Linked DNA regions of Mus musculus: regions 2, 3, 4 and 5 are each linked to region 1. Evidence: chromatin loops called from intact Hi-C (ENCODE). Cell type or tissue: gastrocnemius. All regions are shown on one strand. Region 1 has its middle 18 kb from the start of Gm30455. Region 2 overlaps Gm30144 (a long non-coding RNA gene). Region 3 overlaps Dido1 (death inducer-obliterator 1). Region 4 overlaps Dido1 (death inducer-obliterator 1). Region 5 overlaps Slco4a1 (solute carrier organic anion transporter family, member 4a1).

What was found. Peaks named below come from ENCODE experiments on the same cell type or tissue, not always from the same donor. Only the 100,000 strongest peaks of a DNase experiment are listed, where the experiment ranks them.
Region 2: a loop joins it to region 1, with 2.6 times the contacts of the local background. A loop is called at or near these places in 10 of 42 quality-filtered maps.
Region 3: it touches region 1 in a loop (8-fold over the local background); 18 of 42 quality-filtered maps call a loop at or near these places.
Region 4: a loop joins it to region 1, with 9 times the contacts of the local background. A loop is called at or near these places in 13 of 42 quality-filtered maps.
Region 5: it touches region 1 in a loop (3-fold over the local background); 9 of 42 quality-filtered maps call a loop at or near these places.

What each region holds. Positions count from the first base shown.
Region 1 is chr2:180,743,141-180,748,140 of GRCm38, forward strand. No RefSeq gene overlaps it. Among named protein-coding and RNA genes, the nearest start is that of Gm30455, 18 kb to the left of the region's middle. In gastrocnemius, no CTCF peak of the experiment used is centred here; DNase peaks (open chromatin) are centred at 2,332, 3,660 and 3,786.
Region 2 is chr2:180,563,603-180,568,602 of GRCm38, forward strand. All of the region lies in intron 3 of Gm30144 (a long non-coding RNA gene), which reads right to left. Among named protein-coding and RNA genes, the nearest start is that of Mrgbp, 15 kb to the right of the region's middle. In gastrocnemius, a CTCF peak has its summit at 3,090 (motif pointing right); a DNase peak (open chromatin) is centred at 3,105.
Region 3 is chr2:180,675,808-180,680,807 of GRCm38, forward strand. The region is part of intron 6 of Dido1 (death inducer-obliterator 1); the gene reads right to left. Among named protein-coding and RNA genes, the nearest start is that of Gm22502, 20 kb to the right of the region's middle. In gastrocnemius, a CTCF peak has its summit at 3,084 (motif pointing right); a DNase peak (open chromatin) is centred at 3,125.
Region 4 is chr2:180,654,838-180,659,837 of GRCm38, forward strand. Dido1 (death inducer-obliterator 1) reads right to left here. Exons shown (of 16, transcript NM_175551.4): 16 at 3,126-5,000. The coding sequence ends at 4,502. Among named protein-coding and RNA genes, the nearest start is that of Tcfl5, 15 kb to the left of the region's middle. In gastrocnemius, a CTCF peak has its summit at 2,734 (motif pointing right); DNase peaks (open chromatin) are centred at 85, 490, 2,750 and 4,631; H3K4me3 peaks cover 514 bases; H3K27ac peaks cover 528 bases.
Region 5 is chr2:180,469,879-180,474,878 of GRCm38, forward strand. Slco4a1 (solute carrier organic anion transporter family, member 4a1) reads left to right here. Exons shown (of 12, transcript NM_001355218.1): 6 at 1,226-1,380; 7 at 2,176-2,371; 8 at 2,527-2,692; 9 at 2,783-2,955; 10 at 3,225-3,289; 11 at 3,636-3,784; 12 at 4,226-4,972. The coding sequence ends at 4,366. Among named protein-coding and RNA genes, the nearest start is that of Slco4a1, 16 kb to the left of the region's middle. In gastrocnemius, CTCF peaks have their summits at 134 (motif pointing right) and 2,989 (motif pointing right); DNase peaks (open chromatin) are centred at 2,474, 2,720, 3,062 and 3,373.

The DNA.
Region 1 (5,000 bases):
ATAGAGTGATGTGCGCCATAACCCCACCCAACAAATCTTGGAGCACACTGACCAGCCATTCTAGTGTAAATGGTGAACTTCAGATGTAGTGAGAGACCTTGACTCAAAAATGGAGTTACTGTAGAAGAAAACATCTGTGTCCACTTCCAGCCTCTTCATGCACCAGCCTGGGCTAGCAGTGACATAGGTTAGACCCTCTCTGCTGTCCTGGTGCACGAGCAGTGCTCGCTCACCCATCTGCACAACTCCTGTCAGAAGTGTGCACAAATCTCCAGAGCAAGATGCCCTGAGCCAGGTGTGCCATGAAGTAACCTGTGAGCACAAACTTTCTTCTGTGGTCTTCCAATTTTGAATAAAAATACTCTTTTAAGACTGGTGTGTTAGGGGCTGGAGAGATGACTCAGCAGTTAAGAGCAGTCTGACTGCTCTTCCAGAGGTCCTGAATTCAATTCCCAGCAATCACATGGTGGCTCACAAACATCTGTAATGGAATCTGATGCCCTCTTCTGGTGTGTCTGAAGACAGTTACAGTGTGCTCATGTATATAAAATAAATAAATCTTTTTTAAAAAAGTGTGTGTGTGTGTGTATGTGTGTGCCACATGTTTTGGGGTGCCCAGGGAGGCCAGAAGAGGGCATTGGATTCCTCAGAGCTAGATTTTTTTTTTTTAGATTTATTATATGTAAGTACACTGTAGCTGTCTTCAGACACTCCAGAAGAGGGCGTCAGATCTTTTTACAGATGGTTGTGAGCCACCATGTGGTTGCTGGGATTTGAACTCCAGACCTTCGGAAGAGCAGTCGGGTGCTCTTACCCACTGAGCCATCTCACCAGCTCCCCAGAGCTAGAATTATAGGCAGTTGTAAGCTGCCCAGTATGAGAGAACCAAACTTGGGTCTTCCGGAAGAGCGGGGATTGCTCTTAACCAATGAGCTATCTCTCTAACCTGGCCTTGTAGGATGAGGCCTGATTGTTCAGTCCGAGGAGCACCCTAGGACCCTCAGGCTGTGCTTCCACACCTTCCATAGTTGTGTTCTTGAAGCTAGGTAGCCATATTTAAGAAGGCCCCTGCTCTGACTAGCATTTTGTCAATTTAAGGTGTTGGAGTCATTTGGGAAGAGGGAACCTCAGTTGATAAAATGTCTCCATCTGATTGCCTGTAGGCAAGTCTGCGGGGCCATTTCATTAGTGATTAATGTGAGAGGCCAGTCCACTGTGTGGGGTGCCACCCCTGGGCAGGTGGTCCTGAGTTGTATAAGAAAGCAGACTGAGCAAGCCATAAGAGGCAAGCTAGCAACTTTGCTTCAATTCTTACTTCCAGATTCCACTGTAATGAGATGTGAGCAGGAAATTGTAAGCTGAAACAATCCCTTTCCTCCTGAGTTTGCTTTTGGTCAGGATGTTTTAATCACAGCACAATTGAAATACTAAGACGGGAACTAGAGGGGTGGCTCAATGGTTAAGAGCATTGGCGGCTCTTCCAGAGGACCCACGTTCGTTAATTCTCAGCTCCCACACGGCAGATCACACATCTGTAACTCCAGTTCCAGGGGCTTCTATCACCCTCACAGAGACGTACATTGCAGTCAAAAAATACATTGCACATAAAATACATTTTATTAAAAAAAAGAGAAAGAAAGAAAGAAAGAAAGAAAGAAAGAAAGAAAGAAAGAAAGAAAGAAAGAAAGAGAAAGAAAGAAAGGAAAAGAAAAAAAGAAAGAAAACACTAAGACAGTCCCATCCTCCCGGGCTCAAGGGGTGGAGCCTGCCTTGAGTTAGTCTCTTTCCCTTCCCCCCTCCCTCCCCCTCCCCCTCCCCCTTCCCTCTCCCAATCCCTCTCCTCCTGTTTACAGGTAATGCAAAATTTATTATCTTGCTTTTTTTCTTTTTTGGTTTTTTGAGACAGGGTTTCTCTATATAGCCCTGGCTGTCCTGGAACTCACTTTGTAGACCAGGCTGGCCTCGAACTCAGAAATCCTCCTGCCTCTGCCTCCCAAGTGCTGGGCTTAAAGGCATGTGCCACCACGCCCGGCTAGAAACATGTTTTTAAAGCTTCTGGGCCAGTCCAGGCTCCCGTTGGGGTTTGATGGGGCCTCTCTCACATGGGCCTGGAACCTGGAAGACACCTCTTCTTTGCTTTAGCTTCCTAGAAATAGAGTCTGTATAAGTGCGTGTGGGTATGTATGTGCGTGGGTAGCTATGCCTGTGTGAACTAGTCTTGGTGGGTTTTTTTTACCGGTTCAGCCCACAACCTTGAATACAGCCATTTATATTCCACCTCTGGCCGACAGAGGGCACTGCCAGACAGGGCCACGTTAAATTTCAGGATTCTGTGGGGACTGGTGCCACCTAGCGTCCGTCTCAGGACACACAATGTGAGGGAGGGGCCAGTCTTCTGCAGCATAGAAGAGAAGGGGGCTGAGAGAGCATTGAAGTAAAGGCACCGGAGAAGTCAAGCCCAGTTCATAGTGAGGTAAAGACAAACGTGAAGCCAAGAGGAACCTTTTCTAGGTCTTCGATTCTTCCCCAGGGCTGAGATGGGCATGTTGGATGTATGACAAGTAAGAACTTTTCGACCAGTCCGTCCTGCCCTTAGTCTGGAGCATCCACAGTGGGTACGTCCTATTGCCCAGGAGAATTGGACATGGGGCTCCTGACTCCACCTTTGATGAAAAGATTCGGAAGGCTTGAGCAGAGAGGTTGCAGGTCCAGAGTCTCCAAAAGACGTTGTAATGTGGTTCTCCAGCACCCGCCCTCCCGCATCCTCCTCTTCACACCCTAGGCCCTTCGCTGCCCCTGGGAGCCTGTTCTCACATCCTCTCAGAGCAAGAGTTACTTTTAGATGTTGGGCTCAGTGTAGGTGGTGAGAGTTGTCCTCCCTGGGCACGTGGGACTTTAGTAGACTGTCCTGGAGACCTTCAAACTCCACCTCAGGGGACAGTCAATTCTTTATGGAAAAAGAGACTCTTTTTCCCACACTGGGGCCCATTAAGAGATGAGTCTCCTGGGAATCTAATCTAGAACAAGAGAGGCACGTTAGGACTAAACAGGGATGCTGCAGGGCCTAGCCCACTTTATGCATAAAGATTTTGGGATTGGCCACAGTCTTCGTGGCAGTTGTTAGATTATTCATAGGGGAGTTTGGAGGTGTGGACACATCTCCTGCAGCCTGGTCATGCCTAGTGTCTCTGTGAACCAACTGGTTGATCCCTCCTATCTCTGCCTGAATGTCCCTTCAGTTGAGACTGTGCCTGCTCAAGTAACTGACCTGTTTACAGGCTCCTGAAGTCCTGTGCAAACCTCCCTAGGAGTCCCCCACCTCTAGCTTCAGCTCAGGTACAGGGCTGCCCCCCCCCCCCCAGTTACCTTAGGTGAGACTTCCCTGTCATTCCTTTAAATCAGAGTCTTTAATGGCTGCTTAATATTCATAATTAGTATGTTAATGTCCCCTCCACATCTCTAGGCTTGTCTCCCTATTTCTGGGCTATTGTCCTTCAGCTGTAGGATAACAATGCCTTGAGGTGCCCACTTCTTCCCTTGGGAACCCCTGGACATCAGTTTTCTGGGTGAAGCCATCAGATCTGGGATGGTGCCCTGGGCTGCAGAGCCTCCAGTCCCCAGTGTTCTCTGTTCCCTTGTCTGCCAACCCCTCCCCCACCCACTGGCTCCTACTAAGGGAGGTAGTAAAGGAGATGGTTTGTGAGCTAGAAATATACTTTTGATAGGGTTTACTTTATTATGTTTAATTGAAAAGCAGTGAAGTTGAGTCATGAATATTCAGGTTAGAGTCTCTGGCAAGAAGCCAGTTTTCGAGGGTGATTCAGGGACTCACCTCAGCATGGGGCCCGTCCAAGGGGGAGTGGTGGTGGGGAAGCTATTAATTGAAATAGCTTCATTAATTAGTAATTAACAGCGGGGTAATGACTATGTCACACGTCGTATTTCAGTGATGCCCTTCATGTGTTATGGGGCCTTTAATTAAAGGATGTGCATTTTAATTAAAGGCAAGCCTGGCCCTTTGGCCTTTGGAATACAAAAGATGCTCTTGATTCATTTGAAGCTGGGGGTTGGGGGCTGGAGGCCATGAGGGTCATAAGCCGGAACAGGAGAGGACCTTGGCCCAAGGCTACAGAAGAGAAGGAGACTGAGAGTCCCCTGAATGCTGCACCACACACCCACTGGTTCCCCAAGGGCCCAAGTCCTGGAGGGGAAGCCTGGAGAACCATGACTTTAGGGACACAAAACCTCTGGTGCCAGCTTCATTTCTTTTCGTTCTGAGATACTAGGGTCTGTTCCAACAATCAGGACAGCCAACAGAGGAGATGAGGAGTCTTCAAGGGAGGAAATTGAATCTCTAACTGACTGATCGGAACACTCCGGACCTCCGACTGACTAGCAACCAGGTGCCTCTTTATTTATACACATTTCACAGAACAAAGACAGGCTAATGAATATGCAAGAAGTACAGATTATATGTCTGATTTTTTTATTACATGTCCAGGGATACAAGTTCAGTCACAATTAGAAAGGATAACTCGAACAGATTTTTGTTTGTTTGTTTGTTTTTAAAAACAGGGTTTCTCTGTGTAGTCTTGGCTGTCCTGGAACTCACTCTGTAGACCAGGCTGGCCTCAAACTCAGAAATCTGCCTGCCTCTGCCTCCCAAGTGCTGGGGCTAAAGGCGTGCGGCACCAACGCCCAGCCAGATTTTATTTTTATCATCAGCCCTATAACTCCAATTTAAAGACTCTAAAGAATGTCTCCTCCAAAGCAAATACATTTATTATATTACAGCCTGCTTTTAGGCTGGTAGTGTTTGCAGTTTGAAAGCACTCTAGAGAAATAGAAATATCTTAACCTTTTTTTTTTTTAAATGATTTTAGAGCTTTATTGTAGAAAGGCAGGGAAAAAGGAGAGAAGGTAGAGAGAGAGAGAGGCTGGCCATGGCCATGTGGAGAGATGGAGGAAGGGAAAGAGAAAGAAGGAGGGCTAGAGAGTAA
Region 2 (5,000 bases), 180 kb before region 1:
CTACACTCCAGCGTTGGTGGTGATAGCTAATATCCCCTGTGCTTGTCAGTCTCCACTGTCTCAAGGGAGAGCCGGCATTGGCACTCTGCAAGGGTTACCAGGAAGAACAATAAATGCACAACCGAAAGCAGAAAGAGGAAAATTAACTTCCCTGGTTAAAAAGGGAGAGAGGCTCACTTCTCCCTCAGCTTTTACTTTGCATTTGTAATTGAGATGTACTTGACGTGTGTGTAAACCTTTGTAAAAGCTAAATAAGCCTCTAGCGGGCATTCAAGCTGGGAGTCTTTCAGGAGGATGGGGAGCCATCCATCTCTTTGAAATTAACACCAGGGAAGATGGCGCTTGCCCCACAGTCCCTGCCTGAGGCTGGGAGCTAAACTGCCTCCTGTCTGAGAAGCACCCGGAAGTTTGTTTCCCAATTAGCAAGCACAGATGGGCCCCACCATCTCCAGGTGGGTTTGGGATGACATGCATGTGACAAATGGTGCTGTCAAGTCCTCCCACTGGAGGAGCTGGTAACTGTGTACTCTGAAAACATGCATGCGATGCCTGTCTGCCTGGCTGAAGGCAGCAAGAAGCTATGTCATTGCAGGCTGTCAACAATCGCCTGGGATGTACTGTGTAGTTTGGGCTAGGCTAAGGGTTATTGGTCATCCCATGTTGTAACTGTTTCCTTTCTTCTGCCTTCGGGGACAGGGGTTTCTGTAGGGCTGGAAGGATTGTTTTTATGTTCACCCCTTATGCACAAGCTCTCTCAGCTCCATATGACCTGGAAGAGGGGTGGGGACAGCCCTGTAGAACCCACCAGATACTGTGTTCCTCCTGACATGTTTTCTAGCTTTTTCTTGACTTTTGTGCCCTAGATGAGGTGCCTTCGGGTGCTGCTGAGAAAGGGGAGCCCAGAGGAACCCAAGACACCCGTGCTCCCCCAAAAGGCAAGAGGTCCTTCCACTACTCACATCCCTGGTACACACCCACCCCACACCCACCCCAGTAGCCAGACACCCTGCTTCCCACACACCAGCTAAACGTGCCTGCGATTCTGTTCCCAGTCAGTCAGAAAGCCAGGTTGGTCCATAATTTAAGGAGCAACTACTGGAACGTGTGGTGCGTTTAATTCCCAGCACCCATGTTGGATGTCAGTTCCAAGGGAAGTTCCATTTCCCCAAACTACAAAAGGCAGCCCATATATCCAGAAATATATGTGGATCTTAGAAAGTAATAATTCAGGAATATTGGAGGGGGGAGTGTGCTAGCCATGGGGAGGTTTGGAAATGCTCAGCAGATTAGAAAATTACTGTTTCACTCATGTGTGCACATGCACGTGTGTATGTGCATGTGTATGCATATGTGTGCATGTATGGGCATGTGTGTACATGTGTGCATATGTGAGCATGTGTGTGTGCATGTGTGCATTTATGTGCATGTGTGCAAATGTGCATTGTGTACATGAACGTGCATGTTTGTACGTGTTCTTTTATAGCAGCAAGGTTTCTCCCCATCCCCCACTATCTCTTGCTCTCTCCCTACTCTCACCATTCTCTCTTCTCTGACAGACAGCCCTGACCAGGTCTAGTCTGTTTCCTTTTCTCTCTGCTCTGGACTCTTCCAGATGCCTCTAGATATATTTTTTTCTCTCTCTTATGCACAATGAAAACCTTCCCTTAACCATACCACAGGGTGCTGTCTTAGTCATCAGACCATTTTGAATACTTGGTCTATCTTGTGCTGAGTTAGTACTTCAGTTCTTTCTTACTTATTTATTGTGTATACGTGCTGTGAGGTGGGGGTGCCATGTGTGGAGGTCAGAAGACAACTTTCTCCCCTCCTTTGTTGAATCTGGGTCTCTCTGTTGTTTCTGCCATACTGCATACTACTTAGCGTGGATCTCCTGTGTCTCCCTCCTTCTCACTGCAGGCATAGTGGAATGGCACAGCGATGTTATTACATCTGCATCTTTAATTTTTTTTTACTTGTATGGGTGTTTGACTTGGATGTGTGCCTGTGTACTACATGTGACGATGCCCTAGGAGGGTGAAATAAGGCACTGAAGATCCATCTGGAGTTACAGGTGGTTATGAGCTACCATCTAGGTGCAGGAAAATGAACCTGGGCCCTCTGGAAGAGCAGCCAGTGCTCTTAACTACTGAACCATCTTTCTAGCCCCCCCCCCAACATATCTGGCTTTTAAAAATATGCTCTGGGTTATGAATTCAAATCTTCAGGCTTGCTGTCTTGCCTACCTAGTACCTCAATTTTAAGATCTAAAGACTGATTCAGTCCCCTGATTCTGGTACTCATTGATGACATAGTCCATGGCCAGGCTATAATTTTAATTTTTCCAAAATCTATTTTCAATGATGGTTCCCTTTTAGCCCAGCATCCACCAGAGGTAGTGGGGAACAAAGGATATGGGGAAGTGGGCCTGTTTAGAAAGGTTCTTTGAAGCAACTCCCATCTATGTTGTCTGGAAATCGGCATTTCAGTTCATAGGTTAGCAGCGACCTCTCGATCCACTAGAAAACACTTCACGGATACACCAGCAGTCAAGTTCGGTAAACACATCATCAGAAGTTTCTTTTTGGTGTGTTTCTCTCTATGGAGTCCTGACAAATGCAGCTCAGCCATGCAGTGTAAGACAGGCCAATACATGGGTGTTGTTAGCAAAGAATCTTTCATCACGTGTTCTCTCTCACGCTTGCTTTAGCAGAATATCCTTTCTGCTGTGTCTGCTTCAGCTACACATTCCTTCACGTGTCTGCCTTAGTCTTTCACCTATGTCCACTTCAAGAGAACACTCCTTCACGTGTTTGCCCCAGCAAAACACCATCCAACCAACTTTTCAAAGAACCCTTAAGTTTCCACTTCACCGGCCCTTGAAAAAGCAAGCTTGGTCTCCTCCTGCCGTTCTTTCAGATATCAGAGACTGTTCTACCAGGAGACTGGAGATTTTATTCATAACGTGTCTGGGGGGATCCAGAATCGGAAGAAACATCTTCAAAGTTAAACATCAACTCAGGCGTTGCCAGAGTTGCTGATGTTTGTAGCCATACAGCCAGATTATAAGGACAGAAAGGCTTCTGGATGCAACACCAGGGGGCGCTCTTCTATCACTTTGCCCAGGACTTACAGCCGTTGTCCTTGGGATCAGCAAAGACCTGACCATCACTCTCAGTTTGTTGATGATGAGTGCCATAATGCTGTCTTCAGCTGCGACTTCCTTCTCTTAGATGTTGGAGATCGGAGTTTGAGATTTTGGACTCTGAATCCCAGTAGTTACTGATGAGCTGCCACTGATCTCTGGGGGGAGGGGGTGGGGAGGAAGGGGGCGGGGTTGGGGGAGGGGTGCTGTGGAAATGGTTGAAGTCAATATTGGCCCCAGAAGTGCTATATTCAAAATAGGTGATGTCAAAACTGCCTGCACCGTGGAGATTTTCCTATAGGAATGGCTACAGTAGCCCAGGAAGACACAGTGCTGCTGGATTCCCTGCCAAGTGTGCGCTCTCTTCCATATCTTTTAGGAATGACCAATGCTGAGAAAGAGAGGCTGATTCTCACACTCTTGTAGATAGTTTTGTTTTCTTCCAGGATGGTTGATAAGGCAAGTAGTTATCTTCTCAGGACTCTGTCTGTCTCTGCCAAGTCAAAGGATCTGAGAGAGAGTCAGATTAGCACATCCCACCTTCCCAACCTCCCGAGCAATCTGGGAAAGAGGCCTGAATCTCTATTGAGCAACTTTATTGGTCACTCAGTCAAACAATCAAACAGATATACAGGTCGCTTCTCAGTGGCTGGGAATGTGACTCTCACTGTATACAGCTCTTCACAGATGTGTGCATCAAAATACATGCAGCACACATACACACCTGTCCACAGTCCTCACACAAAGGAACACATCCTTACTCTCTTTTGTTCCACTCTTCAAGTAATCTGAGCAGTCACAGGTTTTGAGAGCTCAATTGGCTTGCCAGTCTATCCACAGAGGCAAGCTTCCAATGCAATGAGAGGGCCTGTCGCAAGCCAACAGAATATAAAATGGCAGATGAAGAAACCGAAGTCCATCTATGACCCCTGTGTCTACACACAGGGTCTCTTTTATCCAGACTCTCTCATGAATCGCGCGCGCGCACGCGCGCGCGCGCGCACACACACACACACACACACACACACAAATAAAGCAACCAAAACATTTAAATTCATTTAAACATTTAAAATTCACATTTATATTCTCAGCTGTTCAAAATGCTTGGCGTGGAGCTCACATTAGCAGACGTGTCCATTTGTCTGTCTTTATAGGGATATTCAAATTTCAAACCCACGTTTATAACATATATGGAATCACATATCGCATACCTCTTGGGATCAAAGTCGATGTCCGAAATTCAGACCAAGGTGAAATGGATCTTTTTGGAAGACCTTATGGTGTCTCCAGAATCTTGACCAGACTAACACAGAACACAACGTCAACTTAAATTCACAATCAGTACCCCAGTGGGAAAAAAGACAGATTTCCTGTTTGGTAATCTTCTTGGATCAAATATACAAATGAAAGATATTTGGTCCTTTCTTGGATTAAATGAAAAAAGAATGGATCTGAGGAGATGGCTCAGTGATTAAGAGGACTTGTTCTGCTTGTAGAGAGAGGACCTGAGTTCAGTTCCCAACACCTACATCAGAAGGCTCACAACCACCTGTAATTATAACTCCCGAGGATCCTACATCGTCTTCTAGCCTCTACAGGGACCTACACATGTGCACACACATAAACTTCAGTTCTCCCCCTCCTACAAGCTTCCTACTTCTCTCCCCTGGAGAAGTGTGTTTGTCCTGAGAGGTCATTGTCCTGCCCTCCACCCTCTTCTCTGATTCCTGCCTGAGAATCAGAGAGCCTGGCTACAGGCTTGTGCTATAAACTCCCTCATCCTCAAAAGCATGTGACAAGAGACCTCCCTGCCATGAAAGCCTTGATCCCCTCTTTTCAGAACCCCTACTACACCATC
Region 3 (5,000 bases), 67 kb before region 1:
TTTTTTTTTTTTTTTTTTTTTTTTCCGAGACAGGGTTTCTCTGTATAGCCCTGGCTGTCCTGGAGCTCACTTTGTAGACCAGGCTGGCCTCGAATTCAGAAATCCGCCTGCCTCTGCCTCCCGAGTGCTGGGATTAAAGGCGTGCGCCACCACGCCCGGCCCTAAAAACCTTTTGGAAAGAAGAAAAATCACTCTCCAACCCCCAAGGGTCCTGGAGGTAGACACCTTTTTTTTTTGTTTTTTCAAGACAGGGTTTCTCTGTATAGCCCTGGCTGTCCTGGAACTCACTCTATAGACTAGGCTGGCCTCGAACTCAGAAATCCACCTGTCTCTGCCTCCCAAGTGCTGGGATTAAAGGGGTGGACACCTTGTCAGCAAAGGATACACATTACTTCATCACCCTCCAGCAGAAGCTCACTGTAGACATGGTTGACAAGGTTGCTATAGGGAAGATCAGCCAACCTATTTTCACACCAAAAGTCAGATGCCAGAATGGAAGACTTCAGCCTGCTGAATTTATGTGAAAGGAAATCACCAGACTCCTTTTCTTGATGAAAGGCCAGGGAGCAATGAGCACCAGATGCTAAAATGATTGATGCCCATTTATATGACCTCACCCCCAACCCACACACACCTAATTCCCTCAGCAGGGTAAAAATGACAACCAGGTATTTTAAATGCTTGTCAAAGCAGGGTAATGATGGTGATGCCTTTAATCCCAGCATTTGGGAGGCAAAGGCAGGTGGATCGAAGCGTTTGAGGTAAGCCTCGTCTATAGAGTTAGTTCCAGGACAGCCAGAGCTGCAGAGAAACCCTGTCTTGAAAAACCAAGAGATTGTCTAAAACAAATGCTAAGTCACAAGGTTTGCTTGCACCAAAACTTCTAGATGCCAGTGGGCAATCAAATCAGTTTAATTAAAATCCTGCATCAAAGGCACACAAAATGTCTAAAAAGAGGTACCTGTGGGCAAGTCCAAGTTCAGGTCACAAGATCCACATAGTTCAAGGAGGAAATAAACTCTGGCATACTCAATCTCATATTCATTCTCTCTCCTCCCTCCCTCCCTCCACCCTTCCCCTCCTCCAAGTCCTGCTTGGGCCATGGAACTGAATGATGTTTGTCTGTTTGTCTAACATGTTGACCAGCAGTCCAAGTGGTCAGATGAGGTAAGGAAATGTCTGGCAACATTCGGTTCAGGACAGGTGTCCTACCGGCAAGAAACAAACAACTATGAGATGGTTCATCTAGATAGGCAATCCTTAAACACTACAGTTTAAGCATGTATATGACTGAAGCATGACTTTAAGATCATAAATGAGGACTTCCCACCTTGTGCTCCCAGTAACCATTTCCAATTTCCCAGGAAGGGCAGAGAGCTCAAAGAGCAGAGATGCCACATACAAGGACAGCCCTCTTCAACAAGCTATTCTATATGCTTAGGGACACCATCAGGTACTGCCAGACCTGACGACCAACCTGTCTGAGAGGTAGCCTAAACCACTGCCATATGGCTGATTATAAAGTGGTACTGAGGAACCTAAATATAAGCTGCATTTCATCTGAAGCCCTTCAATTCCATCCCAGAGGACTGCTACAGGTGAACTCTATACTTGCTCAGAAGCATGCCAAACCTCAACCTCAAAGCACTTTAGGGGGTTTGCAGAGTGACAATGACATCTACCTAAAACTCTGATGTTTTTCTAGATGAGGACAGAAAATACCAAAAGGCAGATCTGTGCAAAATAGAAATTATTTTTACAATACAGTATACATGACAAATATATGGAGAAAACACATTCTGAGCCAAGGTTCCCATAGATCAAGGACAATGTCCAAGGACTCTGCAGTGGATGTCTACTACTCTTGGCTCCAGTTATATTTAGCAATTTACCTTCATATCTGACTGCTGGGTTGTGTGGTGGTTAAAAATTAGAAGAGTCCTCTGAGGAAGGTACAGAGAAGGAATGAACACTCAGATAATGGTATGGACCAAGTGCTATACGAGTGTGACATTGAACAGGGGTATAATAAATGTGTACTAGATTGCCAGCTGACTTCCACTCTACAAAACAAAGCATCACCCAGCCCTCGACAAAGCCCCTCCATATAGTAGTATGGCCTGAAACATCTGTGTTGTTTTTTTTCTGGTCACAAACAGGGAATTCAAAACCAGAGGTTCCACCAAAGACCCAATCTCTCTTGGCCGGACTACATTTCAGTTATTCCTGACACTCCAAGTATACACACTTGATGGTTTGAGAGCAGCTATACCTGAAGACCACCTATTAACGTAACTCCCTAACCATCACTCTGCAGCCTGACAGCTCTGGTGGCTTCTTTCCTCTTAAGGACGTTAGGACACATTAGGCACACTCCCAACAGTGCATAAAAGTCATGTTATGTAATTAAACTGATATGTCCCATAAATGATGGCTTTCCCTAACCATTTGCCTACTAGCATCTTGAAACACCAAGCCCCCTTCTATTTTGGGTGGTGTTAAACAGGGCAACAGTTACCCATTGCAACTGCTCAAGGGACTGGCATGTTTCTCTAGCCCCTACAGGTAGGAATAATAGTGGTGTTGGCTTAGGGCAGCAATGCCAGCAACAGGGATTGACCTTCATGATTGAATAGAACAATGAATGAATTTGCAAATCCTTATTCCATTCCCTACCCCAATACTGGGTTTTCAAAAACCTGTGGCTTGGGCATACTGGACAAACGTCCTATTGAGCTACTGTTCCAATTGAAGAATTCACTTCACTTTTAACTATATAAAAATTACATAGCTGTAACTCATGAGAGACCCATCTTACTAATAGCACTTTACACTGTGGGTTGCTGTCTCTACTACTAGCTTTCTCTGCCCTCTCGTGGGGTAAGAAGGTATTGACCAACACTAAGGAGGAAGGCATCTCTAGTCCTGTGGACTACTAGTGGAAGCAAAGGTTGTCATGACCAGTTCTTTGTAATGGAAACTAAGCTGCTGAAAGTTTGACGGAGTAGGGAAGTAGAGTGCTCCGCATGGGAACCCAACTCTATTCTCACACCATGGGTCCATTAGTAAGGTTGCTATAGCTCTGTTGGTCACCAGGTGGCAGTAATGATCCACAAAGGCAGGAAAGAGAAAGGCATTAGGGGAACAAACCCTGCTCATGTACCCCCAAGGTAGAACCCCACAACTGCATGAAGTTGAAACAGGATCCAGGTGCAGGGTAGGGGTCCACACCTATAGTCCCACCCATCCCAGTCACGCTGCCTGATGGCTAGTCTTAGGAGGGCAGGCTGGCCCCATGCAGGTATCTCACCTCCAGAAGCCTAAGGGGAGTTGCTTTTTTTGAAGACAGTGATCAAGCAGCACCTTGAAACAAGGCCAGGTGCTGAATTCTGTTCCTCAGCTCTGGCTCATGTAACTTAGGACTTCCCATTGCTTCACCATACCTCTTTCCAGTGAGGTGGCAGTGGAAATGTTTTTGCTGTTGCTTCCTAGACATGCTTAAGTATCTTCAAATAAATAATTTCCCTCTACCCACACCTCATGCACATGCCTGTAATCTCAGGATTCAGGAGGCTGAGGCAGGACTGAAAAAGGTGGCCGGGACTGATATTGAAACCATCAAAAAAAATTAATACTTATCTTTAAGAGAAGTTACCAATTTAGTTTTATATGTAAGAAAACGAGGCTTGGACAAAGCAGCACAGGCTACATCAGAGATGAGTGCCCAGTGACTATGCATGTGACTAAACATGTGACCCTGCAGAGGTCCACATCCAACTAGATGAAAATCTTTTCTTACTCATGTCCAGTATTTGACTTCCATCTTAATGCAGAGACCAACTCTTGCAAGTTATCTTAACCAATCACATAGGATCTTGAAATCTTCAGCTTAAATCATGTTGGATTGGTAATTTCTTACATTGTTAGTCACTGGAATACAGTGTGGTGAGGGCCATGTGGGTGTGTTCAATCTGCCCAGCTACGTGGAAGCTGAGCTGCTGTTTCTCAGATTTCCCCAAACATACCAGGTACAGATGACTTCAGCCAAGTTCATTTTAACCATTATTTCTTTGTACCAAGTTATTACAACAATCTGTGTGCCTTCCTAGACCCTCCAGACCTAATGGGGCCAATGCTGGAGGTGCAGTGGATAACCAGGTGTAGAGAATGCAACCAGTTACCTTAGGTTCTTGCCGAGCTCTTCCAGGTTTGTGGCAAATCAATGTTGCCCAAACCTTCTTTAAAGCAGCCAAGAATCTGATCTACGTTTACACTCTAACTTCTGGATACTAAGCATGTTAACTATGTGCATGTTGGTGTGTATCAGAAGCATTTTATCACTTTATACTAATGATTGTGGCAGGCATCTTCAGAGGAGACCTTTGCACTCTTGAGATCAGCAATGCCATCAAAAGGATTTTCTTGGGAGTGTTAACTCTGATCCACAGCTCCTTAAGTTTACAGGAAGGTCATTCAGAGAGGTGAAGGACACAGGGACAGCTATAGGACTGGAGTACTCTTAGGGGCTCACTTTGCAGGTTCAAGTTAATGCTATGATCCAATTTTCTCAACAGTGGGCTTTTAAAAGACTTATAAAAAGCAAGATACCAAAAGAATGTAACCAACAACCTAGTAAGTTTTAGCTCTATGTATATTATTCAACAGCTGCCAAGTTTAACCCCCTCATTACCAATTTTGTCCCCCCCCCCCCAAACTGGGAGGGGCTTGGTTAAGATGTGCAAAGCCGTTCTCCTATCCCCTTTATTGCCACTAACAACTGTGAAGACAAATAAACGGCTCATGCAGCTGATAAAACACAGGCCCACCTGTAGGTTTCTAGTACCCGCCACAGGGCGCCTTCATGACCCCATGAAATGTGCTCCTGAAGCCCACACCTCAAGATGCCCTGGGAAACCCCATGTTCTCCCTGCTCTACCACCCACCTGGTCGCCTGTGCAGGATGCAGCCACTCCCCAGGTTTGAGTTTGTAGGTGGATGGG
Region 4 (5,000 bases), 88 kb before region 1:
AGGGCCCTGGCTTACAAACACGGGCAGTGCCCCCCCAGAACCTCCCTTACTGCTTCCCCCAATCCTCCAGCTTGTACAGCACTGGGAAACCACCTGTTCTGGCACCGGCCTGAGTACCTGTCCTAGCGCCAGCCTGAGCAGGGCCACAGCCTCTCCAACAGCTCAGTCCCCAGAGTCCATTTTCTTTCCTGGGTGCAATTATATCCCCTCAAACAAAGCTGGCTCTGACTGTTGCTGAGTGGGTGGTGACTCTGTAAGTCATTTGAAAAGTGCTAGATTTTCTAAGGGGACGGGTGTTCTGCTTGTCACCTGTTACATCTTTGTGGCCCCAGTTGCACTGTGGTCGTTAACAACACTGGTGTGCATCATGGAATAACACACTGCTCACAGTTTCCCCGTCTTTGTAGACTCTGATTTGTTCAGAGACAAAGAACTCAGGCAGCAAGGTTGACAGATGGCCACAAGTCTCCTGAGGGCAGAGGGGCAGCAAGCATGCCCGTGAGGCCTCAGGTCTTTGGCCAGCTTTATACAATGACGCCAGGCCTGTAGGGCAGTATTCCCCGAGGCCAAAGGGCAGAGAGGTAGGAAGCCTGAGCAGTAAAGCATGAAGTACATCAACAGGGCCAGACCCTCTTCTTGCACCAGGCTTCTATGGAGCCACACAGCGCCCTTTGCACAAGTCTTTGTTCCCTGGAGCTTCACTTGGTAATTGTGTCCCTGAAACCAGCATGGCAAAGCAAAACGGCGCAGGCAGACCATTCCAGCACTGACCAGGATGTCACAGCAGCCTTGGGCTTTCGTGCACACTTCCGGTACTTCCCATTGGTTTTCTACACCAGCACTTGGGACTTTACAAACGTACAAGTCCTGAGCTGTCTTTCTACCTCAGGCTCCCAAGTGCTAGGGTTGTAGATACACCCCATTGCACTCCCCCACTCCACCCCCCCACCCACTGCATCCCCCACCCCCACACCACATCCAACACCCCCACCCCGCACCCCACCTGGTGAGCTTTTACTGTGTTAACTTCCTGGGAAGATGTGAACATTTCTGTTCACCTCAGATAAGGCTCTGGTGACAGAAAAAGAAACAATTCTACCAAAGTCGAGTTTGGTGATCCAATAAGTTGGTCAGGTCTTCTTACAGAACACAGGTGACTCCAAAATAAGCTAAGTTTAAAAAAACAACAAAAAAAAAATCATACTTTTTTTTTCTTTTTAAAGTAAAAACTTTGTAAACAATACTGTTTTTGAGACGGGGTCTCACTATGCAACCCTGGCCCTAAACTCAGAAATCTGTCTACCTACAAAGCATGTGCTACCAAGCCCTGCTGTAAACATGGTATGCTTTGAGGATTTACCCAGTAAACCTACAATACTATACACAATCTCAATTTTATTAATTAAAAAAAAGTAGATTAAAGTATTATAGTTGGCTCTGAAATGTCCCCCACAGGCTTAAAATTTTGAATACACAAGGTTCTGCTCTGGGAGCTAATAAAACCTTTAAGACAGGGAGGGGACCTAGCTGGTTGACATAGGCCACCAAGTTAGGGAAGGGTGGCTTTGAGGGGTTCAGCCAAACTGTACTCCAGGTCCTGAGCAATGTTTTGTTTTGTTTAAATTGTCCTTTTTTTTTTAAAAGATTCATTATATATATATATATATATATATATATATATATAATGAATATATATTTATATATATAAAAAAGTGCTCTATCATTATGTACTTCTGCATGCCAGAAGAGGGCATCAGATCCATTTATAGATGGTATTGAGCTACCATGTGGTTGCTGGGAATTGAACTTAGGACTTCTGGAAGAACAGCCAGTGTTCTTAACTGCTGAGCCATCTCTCTGGCCCCAGGGATGCTTCTTGATTCACTAAGATGTGAGGACAGGCCACAAGCTCTCACTGTCAATGACTGCTGTTTGTCTCCACAAAGCACTGACCCTGAAGTACTAATCAGTCTTTCCTTTCTCCCTTGTTTCTATCAGATATGTCACAGCAATGAGGAAAGCAAATATGTTTTACTGACAGTCTGCTGGGTGTAAAGTTAGCTGACCATCACCCTGCACACCCACACGTGTTGCTGCTGTGGGAAGCAGCAGGTTTGAGATCCAGTACCTGCCAGCTGCCTTCCCCCTGGTTGTTGCCCTTGGTATGACTGCAGACATACCCAGTCATCACTGCTTTCGCTGGGACACAGACACCATTGCTTGCTTGTTACTGGGCTTGGCAACGTATGTCCTAGCTGGTGTTGCCAGGGGTCTAGTATGAGGTGGAGGGCACTACCATACCCTGGGGCCCCTAATAAATCTTTTCATTTCCCCTTACTCTGCCTTCTCAGGTGTGCCAGAGCTGTAAGCTTTGTCCACCAAACCCTGCAATAGGTTTCACAGAGCCTTGGAATAAATACAACCCTGCAATAGGTTTCACGGAGCCTGAGAATAAATACAAGTGATATAACCCAGCCAAGGCACACATGTAAAGTTAAGATGAGAACTAGAGGAATGGTGCCAGTCCCAGAACTCAGGAGGCTGAAGCAGGATTGCTGTCAATTTGAGGCTATATAGTGAGACTGTCTTAAAACAGAAAGTGGATATGGCTGTCAGGGGCTTCTTTGGTGAGTTGCCCCAGCAAACACTTCAGCTGGGTGCTGGTCAGGATCATCCTGCCAAATTCTTGCTGCACTGGGTACCATGTGGGGATGTAGCAGCTGGATTTAGGTCCAAGTCTTACCAGTAGGTGGCAGTCAAGGGCAGGACCACATGTACTTGAGCTGAGCCAACTACACTAGAATGTTGGCTCTACAGCTCAGCTCCCTTAAAAAAGCCAGCAGTGAAAGGCTAGATTCTATCCATGGCACTTATGCATTTCAGACCCACTACCTTCTGCCAAGGCGCATGTTGCCTCCAGTGACACCTCCAGGCTGCCTGTAATCCCATGAACCTGCAGTCAGGGTTCTCTATAGAACATCAGCCAGCACATTACTCTGTGGGCGGTGATACCGTAGCACAGCCGGCAGCATCCAACACACAAGTAGGGTTGCCAGTAGGGAGTGGGATGCCTTTGCCTGTACCTGTGACAACTAGGGGTCAAGGTTGAGTGAAGAGAGAGACAAGAACTCTGTAGATATTTATTCTACTTCAAGTAACAAAACCTATGGAGTCCTGTGTTTCAATGGACAGTGATATAACACTCTGCAATACAAAATACAATGTACAGAAATTTCTACAAAGTAAACCTAAAGAAACACACTTGATTTTTATGCTTGTGCATTTAAGTTAGAAAATTTTACTTTACACTTTTTTAAAAAAACAAAAAACCTTCACATATTAGATGTTGAAACTGACACTTTCATGTAATTTAGCCTACTATTTGGTTTACAATAGCAAATATCCCAAATTGCTATTTTCCCATGTCTTTTCAACTTAAACATCTGTGCTATAAAGTGAAAAAATCTGTAGTGATGTACAGTGAAATAAGACTCCGAAGAACAAACGAAGCTAATTCTCTATCTGAAAAAGTAAGTTTATGAAAATATAAAAGGAACTATCAAACATATTTGCACAGTCAGATACGTTAGCCAGCCTTCTTACAGCATCTTTAGAGGCAACCGGGGCGACACAGCAGTTATCCTTCCATGAAGCAGGCTGCTTCACCACCATCCTCTTCGTTTCCAGATTTGGTACAAACATTGCCCCATCCCACTGAGAAGCTTCCAAACCCATCGCCTATCTGGAGTCTGTCAGTCTGCAGAGCCACTCAGAGGGCAGCAATGGGCAATGCTTGACTCCTGTCTCTTCCCTCTTAAATGCTCTGAACTGAATCTTTCTTTCTTTAGGCTGATAAATTTGAACATTTAAAAATAAATTGTTATTTAAAAATGTTACAATTTCTACTAGGACAGGCTATTTCTAATTAAGTTCTGAAAAAACTTGTAAGGTGCTGCATTGCTGGGAGCTGGGCGGGCCTCAGAAGGCAGTTCTTCCACCGCTGCAATTGCGCACAGCCCCCAGCTCACCTCGACAATAGTGCTTTCCGACTAGGACAGCACTGAGGAAAGCCCCTGGATAGACGGAAGCAGAGATGGCTACACAGGGAAAGCTAGCTCTAAGGTCCACTGAAATCCCCTTAAAACTTACACCAGTCAAGTTATTGGAAAAAACTTTATAATCTGAAAAAAAGCAATATGCTTTTGTAGACATTTTCCCATTTCTCTAATTTTAAATGGAAATATTTTTAAAAAATCAGAATTGTAAAGTTGGGAAAATTTGTAACAAACCATTATACACAAAATTACAGTAATTCCTGAAGTCCAGAATATTATATCCTGTATATAAGTTCATAGCTATTTCAAAAACTCTTTGCTCAACACATTTTATGCACTTGGCTTTTAAAGGGGTCTTTGCCAGGCTGAGCCTATATACACAATAACTGACACAGGTCTTTGTCCACACCAGCAGGTCGTGTCCCCAGCCCCGAGTGCAATGGCCTCTAGGCCTGGGCTGCAGCAGGGCCCCCCTCAGAGGTCCTGGCCTCAGGCTTCTGGTCCCGAGGGCTCTCTCTGCTCTTGCTGCGGTCCTTCCGGTCCCGGCCTCGGTCCCTGTCCCTGTCTCGTGCTCTCTCACGGTCCCTGTCTCGGTCTCTGCTGCGGGACCTGTCTCGGTCTCGCCGCCTTTCTCGGTCCCGGTCGCGATTCCGGCTTCTCTCGCGGCTCCGGTCCCATTCCTTAGCCCTGTCGTTGTCTCGCTCCCTGTCCCTGTTGGAGCTCCTATCCCTGCCTTTATCCCACTCCCGATGCCGGTCCCAGTCCCGGCTCCTCTCCCAGTCTCTTTCTCGACTCCAGTTTCTGCCTCTCTCTCGCTCTCGCCTCCTATCCTCAAATGCCCGGCCCTGCCGGCTTTCCAACCCTTGGGCTTCAGGCTCGTCCAGAGGCTTTTCTTTAGATCCTGCTTCAAATCGCTCCCTCTGTCTCCCTTCAAAAGCTGGGCTC
Region 5 (5,000 bases), 270 kb before region 1:
AGCTGTCCAAGAAGGACTAAGTTCAGGCTCTGCTCCCAAGAGCTCTAATAGCTCATGATCAGCCTCACAGTTGGCACACAGTCCTCACTCACCCCAGGAAACCTGGAGCCCGACTCCCAGCCAGCAGGGAAGCTGCAGCCTGACTCCAGGCCAGCAGGAGGCAGAGCCTTCAGAATCGCCCGCCTGTCAGATGGGTGTGCTGTCACACCCTGGTCACTCTGCCTTGCGGAAGGCACTTCAGTCACCACCTCACCGTGTGGCTGATGTCTTTGACATTCCAGACAGAGTGGCAAATGGAGGGAAAGAGCCCTGCGTGGGAACCCAGCTCTGACAGTGCTGGGACCTTGGATTCTTAGGACTCCAGGCCAGAGTCACTGTGGGATTAACAGACTGTATCTGACCACCAAGCCTATTACCACTCCTACAGCCACCATCCCCTAAGTACAAGCCAAGAGAAAGGGAGCAAGCCAGACCGACTCAGGACTCCTTGAAGGTGGCCCCTGTTTCCAAACCCAGAAGATGCCTGCCTCTTCTCTCTATAGCTTGTGCTTGGCAACCTGTACCTCTCTTGGTGACTCCTACCCAGTCTAGGTCCCTATACCTTGGTGACCTCTTACCCCTTGGTGACCCCTGCCCCTTGGTGGCCCATCTTTTGGTGAGCCCCATCCCATTAGAGACCTCAGCCCCTTGGTGAGTCCTACCTCCTAGAGACCCCATTCTTTTGATGGCCTAGCTCCTGGGTGAGTATGAGTCTTATGGGGGCCTACCCCCCCAGTCCCTTAGTAGCACCCTTCCTAGCCCTGTCCAGCCCTGAACTTGGTGGTCACCATCTCTCTACCCCTTACTCAGACACTTCTGCTATTTTGTCCCGTCCCAGTGCCTACCAGATGCAATTACTATCTTCATCCATTCATGGTCTATCCATGTCCGCACACTGAAACTGGAAATCGGCCACAGCAGTGACATAGTCTGTGTAATTGGTTTTAATAGCTTTGTGGACAGGGTACCAAAGGTTTACAGTGGGGCCATTAATTCACTACCTGCCAAGCCCAGCTTCTCACCCACTCTGGGTGTCTCTGGGCTAGATGGGGGTACCACTTCACTGCCCTCTCAAACCCAGTGCCTTTCCTGTGTGGGTGGCCTCAGGAACGGCAGGTTCCTTGCATGCAGTCTGGCGCATGCTGACCCTTCTCCCTTTTTCTGGTCTCTCTTCCCTTTACCCCAGCTCCATCTGGCTCCTTCTAAGAAACCCCACGTTCATCCTGCTCTGCCTGGCAGGGGCCACTGAAGCCACACTCATTGCCGGCATGTCCACATTCGGTCCCAAGTTCTTCGAGGCCCAGTTCAGCTTGAGTGCCTCCGAGGCTGCCACCCTGTTCGGTAAGGAGACCCTGAGCATTGGAGCGCTCTTCAGGGACAGGTGGAGCTCCTGCAAGTACTAACCTCAGCCTTCAAACTCCAAGTGGACAGTGCTCCAAGACGGAAGGGAAGGCCAACTCCTGCATGCAAGCCACTTTACCTACCACTCCTTACAGAAAGGGTTTGGGCCAGGCTGTCCCCATGGGCCATGCAGTTGGTGCCCCAGAGTCTTAGGGATCTAAGTTTGAGTCACCGTACCTGCCTGACAGAGCTCTGTGCCAGGCTGGCTTGCAGGGACCATCTAGAGTCCTTACTCTACAGATCATGGCTTCCCTAAGCTGAGGGCAGGGTACATCCTTGATGAGAGAGGTACACCTCTGCCTGGAGATGCCCCCATGCCCTCAGTGGTCAGTGCTGAGATCAGCCTAGGGCACTGACCAGTATGGATAGAAGCCATCAGATGCAGCCCACCTTGCAGGTCTTGTCTGGGTAGTGAGAGGGTATCATATTGGTGACTCCACTCTCTCCAGACACATCCTTATCTGGCCCAGATGCCCACACCTGATAGCTCCCTTCCATTCTTTGCACTTTCCTATGCTGACACCCTCACCCCATGTACACCCACCCTATGCCTTTTTCACTGGGCTCTGGGCTTCCAGGTCCACTGCACAGAGAGAACCCACCCTACTCCTACAGCTATCCCTGAGCAGAGATGGGCAGGGATGATTCTTTCCATTCCTCAGTGTCCGCACTAATGCAGCAGAAATGACAGGATCAGGGGGTTTTTGGCCCTCACTAAGTGAGTTTCTTCTTCAGGATACCTGGTGGTGCCAGCAGGCGGTGGTGGTACACTCCTAGGTGGCTTCCTGGTAAACAAGTTCAAGCTCCGTGGCTCTGGGATCATCAGGTTCTGTCTATTCTGCACCTTGACCAGCCTACTAGCCTTCTTTGTCTTCCTCATGCACTGCCCCAATGTGCACATGGCAGGTGTGACCACCGGCTACGTTGGGAGGTGAGCCTAGTAGAGACCCTACACGTGGGGGCCCTGCGTTCCTGAGGAGGGCTGGCACCGTTGGGGAGGGGGTGAAGGTCACTGTAACATGTGTAGGGAAGTCTACCAGGAAGCCTGAACACCTGCTAACATACCGCCTGATGCCGGTTCTGTAGCCTCCTGCCTAAAGGACAGCTGGACCTAAAGGCAGCTTGCAACGCCATCTACTGTTGCCAGCCGAAGCACTACAGCCCCCTGTGTGGCTCAGATGGCACCATGTACTACTCTCCCTGCTACGCAGGCTGCCCTGCTGATGCCGAGACAGACCTGGGTGGCCAGAAGGTGAGTGTGGCCACGCCCACATCCCCCTCTCTGGCCGGGACCCGGAAACTTCTGCCTTTGTGTGATCAGCACTGTTGTTGGGCTCCCCAGGTATACCGAGGCTGTAGCTGTATCCTTGAGAAGGCTTCCTCTGGCTGGGGCAATGCTACCGCAGGGAAGTGCGCTTCCACCTGTCAGAGCAAGCCCTTCCTTCTGGTTCTCGTGTTCGTTGTAATTATCTTTACATTCCTCAGCAGCATTCCAGCGCTAACTGCTACTCTACGGTAAGAAGCTCTCTCACCGCATTTTCTTTTGCAGTACCAGCAGGTGGCGCTCTACAGATGCTGCTGGGCCCTCGGGTAGCTGCAGGCCCTGGAAATGGGCCTCATTCTAGTGGCATCGGAGTTGACTGTCTCTGGTCCCCAAAGAGGTGCTTGGCACCTAGGGAGGTGGTGATGTGGCCTTGAACTTGCCCAGGACTCTTGCTGGTGTATGGGGTATGAGGTGCACAGCCAAGCTTCCATGGGCTCTGATAGCGCAATTTTTATTGCAGGTGTGTCAGTGATCGGCAAAGATCCTTTGCCCTGGGGATCCAGTGGATCGTCGTAAGAACACTAGGTACTGCGTGGGGGTGAGGAAGCCGTGTACACTTGTGCAGTGCTTCAGGCATAAGGAACCAAGCATGAGGCTATGGGCCACACTGAGAAGGGCTTTTTCCCTAACTGCCCACTAGAGGGACACATTGTCCTTCTATATACCCTGTAGGTTTCTTAGCCTCAACATAAAAAGGCCCTCCTGAGAAACCATGGTGCGCCTACCCAATGCCAGTTCTGCAAAAAGGGAGTTAAGTCTCCCCTTTGCCCCTGGAACCACAAATGGACAAAGTGGCCTTGCAAGGGTCTTCCCCGATGACCTATCCTTTCTTCACCCACTAGGATATTAAGTGAACTCTCTCCTTTGGCAGGCAGTATTCCGGGGCCCATTGCCTTTGGCTGGGTGATTGACAAGGCCTGCCTGCTGTGGCAAGACCAGTGTGGTCATCAGGGCTCCTGCTTCGTGTATGAGAATGAAGCCATGAGCCGGTACATGCTCATCGCAGGGCTCACTTTCAAGGTGAGATGGCTCCTCTGGCGTCTGCCTCCACCTCTGCCCTCCCCCCCCCCCCCGCCTCCCCACCATGCTCCTACCTTGCCTTATATAAAGGCTCGGCCACGGGGTTAGGGCCACCCTGAATCCAGGAGACTTCATCTTGAGGTCCTTCCTCAGCCCTACAGAGACTGTGTTGTTAGCGGTTTCTAAGGACAAGGGTGGTACATGCCTTTTAGGGGACCCTGTCTAGTCCGTACCAGGTCTTTCCACCTTCCCTTGGCTCCTACTTTTAACCAAAGGTGGTTCTCATTCTTTAAGTGAAGCACTGGTGTCTCATGCGGGGCTGATCATACAGAAAGGCGTGTCTTTGTTCCAGAAAGAGTAAGGCAGAGTATTACACCGGCACTCACAGCTGGGCAGAATCCCCAGGCTGGCCAGGACCAACGTCTCCTCCTGTCTCCCCAGGTGTTGGGCTTCCTCTTCTTCGTCGCCGCCTACTTTCTCTACAAGTCCCCTTCCGTGTCCTCAGATGGTCTAGAGGCCTCCCTGCCCAGCCAGTCCTCGGCCTCTGACAGTCCCACAGAACAGCTCCAGAGCAACGTGTGACAGCGCTGGCCTCTCCACATTTCCTGAGGACTCTTCCTGGAAACCCTGACCCACCCCCACAGGGCGGTAACACTGAGGACCTTGCAAAACCTCACACTGTGTTCTGGGGTCTCGCACTGCCCCACACTGTGACTGAGCAGCCTCTGAGGCGTTAAGGAGGAAGTCACGTGTGTCATAGGGGTCACATATGAACCAGACACATTCCCCAAGCCCTGGAGTCTGAAAGGGGGTCACTACATTTCATAGACCATCACCTGATCCTGATTTCCTGTGTCTACTGAGAAGCCCCATGCAGGGCAGCAGTGCCCTGGGAATGATCCTGTGGAGCCAGCTATTGGGTAATTTGCTTGAATCTGCTTACTGCCTGTCCTGGAAGCCCGGTGGCCTCCATGCGGGGCAGCAGCGACTTGAATCGTTATGTCCAGACGTATATTTTGCACTGAATGGTGTTTATGGAATCAGTTTTGTACTTGATCATGTGACTCATGTCCAAGCAAACTGCACTGAGGATTTGATCCCATCTGAGGTGCCACGCAGCTTGTGTGGACAGTGTGTTTCTATGTTTTTGGTTAGAGTGTGTACATAATATATTTTAATATTTAAACCAATGATCCTTGTGTGATGTTTTATGTCT